Regions from separate parts of the Homo sapiens genome. Here region 1 is linked to region 2. A link is an interaction called in ENCODE POLR2A ChIA-PET data of the cell type or tissue named here. Cell type or tissue: OCI-LY7. All regions are shown on one strand. Each heading gives the region's core, and the rest is flanking DNA. Links, peaks and the distances in the headings are about the cores only. Region 1 overlaps TIA1 (TIA1 cytotoxic granule associated RNA binding protein). Region 2 overlaps SNRNP27 (small nuclear ribonucleoprotein U4/U6.U5 subunit 27).

Evidence for each region. Peaks named below come from ENCODE experiments on the same cell type or tissue, not always from the same donor. Only the 100,000 strongest peaks of a DNase experiment are listed, where the experiment ranks them.
Region 1: POLR2A ChIA-PET joins it to region 2 with 6 read pairs; 14 of 35 experiments call an interaction of 5 or more read pairs at or near these places.

The regions. Positions count from the first base shown.
Region 1 is chr2:70,235,292-70,238,203 of GRCh38, reverse strand. TIA1 (TIA1 cytotoxic granule associated RNA binding protein) reads left to right here. Exons shown (of 13, transcript NM_022173.4): 2 at 2,029-2,125. Among named protein-coding and RNA genes, the nearest start is that of TIA1, 12 kb to the left of the region's middle. In OCI-LY7, for the core only: no CTCF peak of the experiment used is centred there; no DNase peak of the experiment used is centred there.
Region 2 is chr2:69,900,922-69,903,833 of GRCh38, reverse strand. SNRNP27 (small nuclear ribonucleoprotein U4/U6.U5 subunit 27) reads right to left here. Exons shown (of 6, transcript NM_006857.3): 5 at 589-653. Among named protein-coding and RNA genes, the nearest start is that of SNRNP27, 8.4 kb to the right of the region's middle. In OCI-LY7, for the core only: no CTCF peak of the experiment used is centred there; a DNase peak (open chromatin) is centred at 1,223; H3K4me3 peaks cover 2,413 bases; H3K27ac peaks cover 2,500 bases.

The DNA of each region.
Region 1 (2,912 bases), core at 161-2,660, 330 kb before region 2:
CAATGCCTTTTAGGTTTGATGGTATACATTTTTTTTTTTAATTGAGATGGAGTCTCGCTCTGTTGCCCAAGCTGGAGTGCAGTGGCACCATCTCGGCTCACTGCAAGTTCCGTCTCCCAGGTTCACGCCGTTCTCCTGCCTCAGCCTCCCGAGTAGCCGGGACTACAGGCGCCCACCACCACGCCCAGCTAATTTTTTATATTTTTATTAGAGACGAGGTTTCATCGTGTTAGCCAGGATGGTCTTGATCTCCTGACCTCGTGATCCGCCCACCTCGGCCTCCCAAAGTGCTGGGATTACAGGCATGAGCCACCGCACCCAGCCTTTTTTTTTCTTTTTAAAGACAGTCTTGCTCCGTCACCCAGGCTGGAGTGCAGTGGCGTGATCGGGGCTCGTTGCAACCTCTGCCTCCTGGGTTCAAGCAATTCTCATGCCTCAGCCGTCCCCCAGTAGCTGGGATTACAGGCAGGCGCCACCACGCCCGGCTAATTTTTGTGTTTTTAGTAGAGAAGGGGTTTCACTGTGTTGGCCAGGCTGGTATCAAACTCCTGCCTCAAGTGATCCTCTCTCCTCAGCCTCCCAAAGTGCTGGGATTACAGGTGTGAGCCACCTCGCCCAGCCATTATTGTATAAGATATTTTATATAACTAATGATGATTCATTTGAGTGTTTTTAAAGCTTGTCTTCCTAAGGTAAGCCTGGAAACGTAGAAACAAGCAATCAGTTTGCAAAACGATGACTAAAACAGACAAGCACATACTAGCTTCCCCTTCACTAGCAAGGTGTAATATATTTTCTTTTTTGAGACATAGTCTCACTCTGTTGCCCAGGCTGGAGTGCAGTGGTGCAACCTCAGCTAACCCAGCCTCTGCCTCCTGGGTTCAAGTGATTCTCCTGCCTCAGCCTCCCAAGTAGCTGGGTTTACAGATGTGCACCACCATGCCTGGCTAATTTTTGTGTTTTTAGTAGAGACAGGGTTTCACCATGTTTACCAGGCTGGTCTCAACTCCTGGCCTCAGGTGATCTTCCCACCTTGGCTTCCCAAAGTGCTGGGATTACAGGCGTGAGCCACCACACCTAGCTAATATATTTTCAAATAACATACTTTACATCTGTTTTCAAAGAGATTTTGAAGTGTTGGCAAACTTTTAAAAGTTACTCCCAAATATTATAGTTTAAGGCAAAGATCTGCCTATTTCTCAAGTTTAATTTTTAATGAACAACTTTAGAAACCGATGGAGAATAAGCAAATTAAAAATGGTAAATCAAGGGCTGGGCACAATGCCTCATGCCTGTAATCTTTAAGATTACACTTTGGGAGGCCAAGGCAGGCAGATCGCTTGAACCCAGGAGTTTGAGACCAGCTCAGCAACATGGTGAAACGCCTTCTCTACAGAAACTGTAAAAAAATTAGCCAGATATGATGGCACACGCCTGTGGTCCCAGCTACTTGGGAGGCTGAAGTGGGAGAATCCCTTGTGCCCAGGAGGTGGAGATTGTAGTGAGCCAAGATTGCGCCACTACACTCTAGTCTGGGCAACCCAGAAGACCTTGTCTGAAAAAAAAATAAATTGAGGTAAATTGAGCTGGGTGTGGTGGTTCCTCTAGTCCGTTACTCAGGGGACCAAGGCAGTAGGTTTGCTTGAGGCCAGGAGTTTGAGAGCAGCCTGAGCAATATAGCCAGACTATTTCTCTTAAAAAAAAAAACCGGGTGCAGTGGCTCACACCTGTAATTTCAGCACTTTGGGAGGCTGAAGCAGGCGGGTCACCTGAGGTCAGGAGTTGGAGACCAGCCTGACCAACATGGAGAAACCCCGTCTCTACTAAAAATACAAAATTAGCTGGGTGTGGTCACGCATGCCTGTAATCCCAGCTACTCGGGGAGGCTGAGGCAGGGGAATCACTTGAACCCTGGAGGCGGAGGTTGTGGTGAGCCGAGATCGTGCCATTGCACTCTATCCTGGGCAACAAGAGTGAAACTCTGTCTCAAAAAAAAAAAAAGGTAAATTGTTTCTCTTTGTGTTTCAGATACGTCGGTAACCTTTCCAGAGATGTGACAGAAGCTCTAATTCTGCAACTCTTTAGCCAGATTGGACCTTGTAAAAACTGCAAAATGATTATGGATGTAAGGGTATTTTACTTAGTTAACTTTATTCTTTTTTTTTTTACACATTACTTAAAGCCATTGCTTGGAAGGAATTCTTAGTTTACCATGGTCTAAATATAGTATAAATTATTAGTTTACTGTAGTCTAAATATAGTCTTAGTTTACCATATTCTAAGTTAATAGGGATTTTAGTGAATTTGTAATGAACCTGTTTTGACAGCTGAATTTAATTTGTTTTATTACATGATGGAAGATGACAATAGAACTAGTTATTTCTAGATCAGATGGGAACATATATATGGGCTCTTTCAGGTGCATTGAGGCATCAGAAATGTTTATATGTGGTGTCAACTGGTTGGCTAATAAATTCAGCTCTTACAATTAAATTGGAAAACAGGTTTAAAAATAATAGGCATTTGGTACAGTGAAAGTATTTTTAACTTTATTTTTAAAGGTCATCATTCAAGTTTTTCTTGTATTTAGGCAATTCCTATTTATGAGACAATGTATTAAACACACACACATACACACACACACACACACACACACACACACTCATTCATCTAATTGGTGTTAACCCTGAATCATAATAGGTATAAAAAGACATTTAGGGAACATTTACCCCATTTCCCTGGAGTCTTTGTCTCCTGGTTGGGGGGAAAAGACTTTAAATTTTTTTTTGAGACGGAGTTTTGCTCTTGTTGCCCAGGCTGGAATACAATGGTGCGATCTCGGCTCGCTGCAACCTCCGCCTCCCGGGTTCAAGCAATTCTTCTGGCTCAGCCTCCCAAGTAGCTGGGATTAC
Region 2 (2,912 bases), core at 216-2,715:
AGACTGTCCAAGATGATTCTAGTACCTTAGCTTATAGCATTTTCAATCACATGATTCATAATCTAAATTAACTGGACTATTAATCTTTTATCAGCGACAAAGTTAGAGAGAAAGGCAATGTTTGAAAATATCTTGACTTTTTCATTCATTAAGAATTCAGTGAGATTTCATGTATGGATTGGTTCGCTCCAAAACTGTGGTACAAATAAAATATGCCTATACTTAACAGAAGAATATATTTACAGTTGAAATCCTTACATAATCAATCTAGTTTAGGAGGGATCTATCTTATACCTAAATTATAATGAAATCAAAGCCCATAGACTTGAAATTATGCTTTTCTGAGGAAATTACTATCTATAGTCCTAAAATATTTAAGCCAACTACCCTCTCTCTAATAGCTATTAGCTTACATGTAAATGGGAAAACAATTTTAACACACCAGAATATAAGCAATGAATATTTCATTCAAACAAGGAACAGTATGGAAAACTGCTACATTTCCTACAAACATGATTATCTCATAATAAAGTTTGAAGTAAAAAACTGATTTATTAGTTCAAACATAATAATGGGGGCTATGCATACCTGTACTTCCTCTTCTGAGAGACATTTATGGCATAGGCATTTACAGAGCCATCCACCTTCTTACCCTGAAGAAAAACAATAAACAAACAGACAAAAAACAGGAAGGATACATTAAATCAGGATACATGAAAGCAGGTGTGGTGGCAGTGGCATGTACCTGTACTCCCAGCTACTTGGCGGAAGGCTAAGGTGGGAGGATTGCTTGAGCCCAGGAGTTTGGGACTGCAAGTAGCCATAATCACACCAATGCACTCCAGCCTGGGCAACTGAGCATGATCCAGTCTCAAAAAAAAAAAAAAAAAAAAAAGAAGAAGAAGAAAGGAGGAGAAAGGAAGAAGGAGGAAGGAAGAGGGAAGTAGGGGAGAAGCGGGGGCCGAGGGGGAGGAGGAGAAGGAGAAGCAGCAGAAGAAGCGGCAGCGGCAGCAGCGGAAGGGGAAGAAGCAGAAGAAAAGCAGAAGAAGAAAAGAAGCAGAAGCAGCAGTAGCAGAATAAACAGAAGCAGCAGCAGCAGAAGAAACTGAAACAGCAGCAGCAGAAGCAGAAGAAGAAGCAAGAGCAGCAGAAGGAGCAGCAGAAGGAGCAGCAGAAGAAGCAGAAGCAAAAGAAGCAAGAGCAGCAGCAGCACAAGCAGCAGAAGAAGCAGAAACACAAGCAGCAGAAGCAGAAGAAGCAAAAGCAGCAGAAGGAGCAGCAGAAGCAGCAGAAGCAGAAGCAGAAGCTAGAGCAGCAGCAGCACAAGCAGCAGCAGCAGCAGAGGAAACAGAAACAGCAGCAGCAGAAGCCGAAGAAGAAGCAAGAGCAGCAGAAGGAGCAGCAGAAGAAGCAGACGCAGAAGCAGAACCAGAAGAAGCAGGAGCAGCAGCAGGAGAAGCAGCACAAACAGAAGCAGCAGCAAGAGCAGCAGCAGCAGCAGCGGAAGTAGAGGAAGGAGGAGGAGGAGGAAGAAGGAGGAGGAAGGAGGAAGGAGGAGGAGGAAGGAGAAGAAAGAAGGAAGGAGGAAGGAGAAGAAAGAAGGGAGGAGGAAGGAGGGAGGAGGAAGGAGGAAGGAGGAAGGAGGAGAGTCCAATGAGGCAGAGATAATTTCCAGATCCTATGAGCTCCCAAGTGGTATAACTCTCTGCTCACATTTTTACAATCGTGTATAAGCAATTAATATTCAAACCAACAAACATTCACAGTGTATGTACTATGTGCAAAGCATGCTGAGAAAGTAGGGTAGCAGAATCTAATCTTTTCTGGTCAAAGAATACCTTGAAACCAGATAAAAGGTATAATCTCCAGAAAAACTCACATTCACACAAAATTTAACTTACAACCTTAGCTAATAATATTCTCATATCATGGCTGGAATGGTTGCCATTCATCTAAATCCCATTTCTTGTACAACCCTTGCAATTTTTTGTTCATTTTAAAAATTATTATTTTTTAGACACAGGGCCTCACTGTCGCCAGGTTGGAGTGCAGTGGCGTGATCATAGCTCACTGCAGCCTCAAACTCCTGGGCTCAAGTGATCTTCCTGCCTCAGCCTCCCGAGTAGCTGGGACTACAGGCACATGCCACCAAGCTGGGCTAATTTTTAATTTTTTTTTTCTGTAGAGATGGGATCTCACTATGTTGCCCAGGCTGGTCTTGAACTCCTGGTCTCAAGCAATTCTGCTGTGTTGGTCTTCCAAAGTGCTGGAATCCCAGGCATGAGCCGTTGTGCCCAGCCCAATTTTGATCTTTAAATCAAGAATCAGAACAGAATAACAGACACAAATGCTAGGTTGTTATGTGTTACTCCATCTTGACCTTTCTGAATGTAGCACCCATCCTCTTTTTCACAAATTCTTGTTCAGGTCTTCTGATCAGCCAAGTCAACTCAACATACCCACTTTCCCCCATGTTGTTCCTCATGCCTGAATTGCCTTCCCTGCCTCCAACTTGAACTATCTGGTTATTACCCATTGTTCAAGGCCCAATTCAAACATTCCAGGTGCCAGGAAGTGCCCTCTTCTCTAACTGCTGAAAAATGTTAACTGTGCCTTCCTCACAGTACCCTCTATTTCTTTCTTTCTTTCTTTTTTTTTTTTGAAATGGAGACTTGCTCTGCCACTAGGCTAGAGTGCAGTGGCGCAATCTCGGCTCACTGCAACCTCCGCCTGTCGGGTTTAAGTGATTCTCCTGCCTCAGCCTATCGAATAGCTGGGACTACAGGCATGCACCACTACGCCCAGCTAATTTTTGTATTTTTAGTAGACATGGGGTTTCATCATGTTGGCCAGGATGGTCTTGACCTCTTGACCTCGTGATCCCCCGCCTCGGCCTCCCAAAGTGCTGGGAT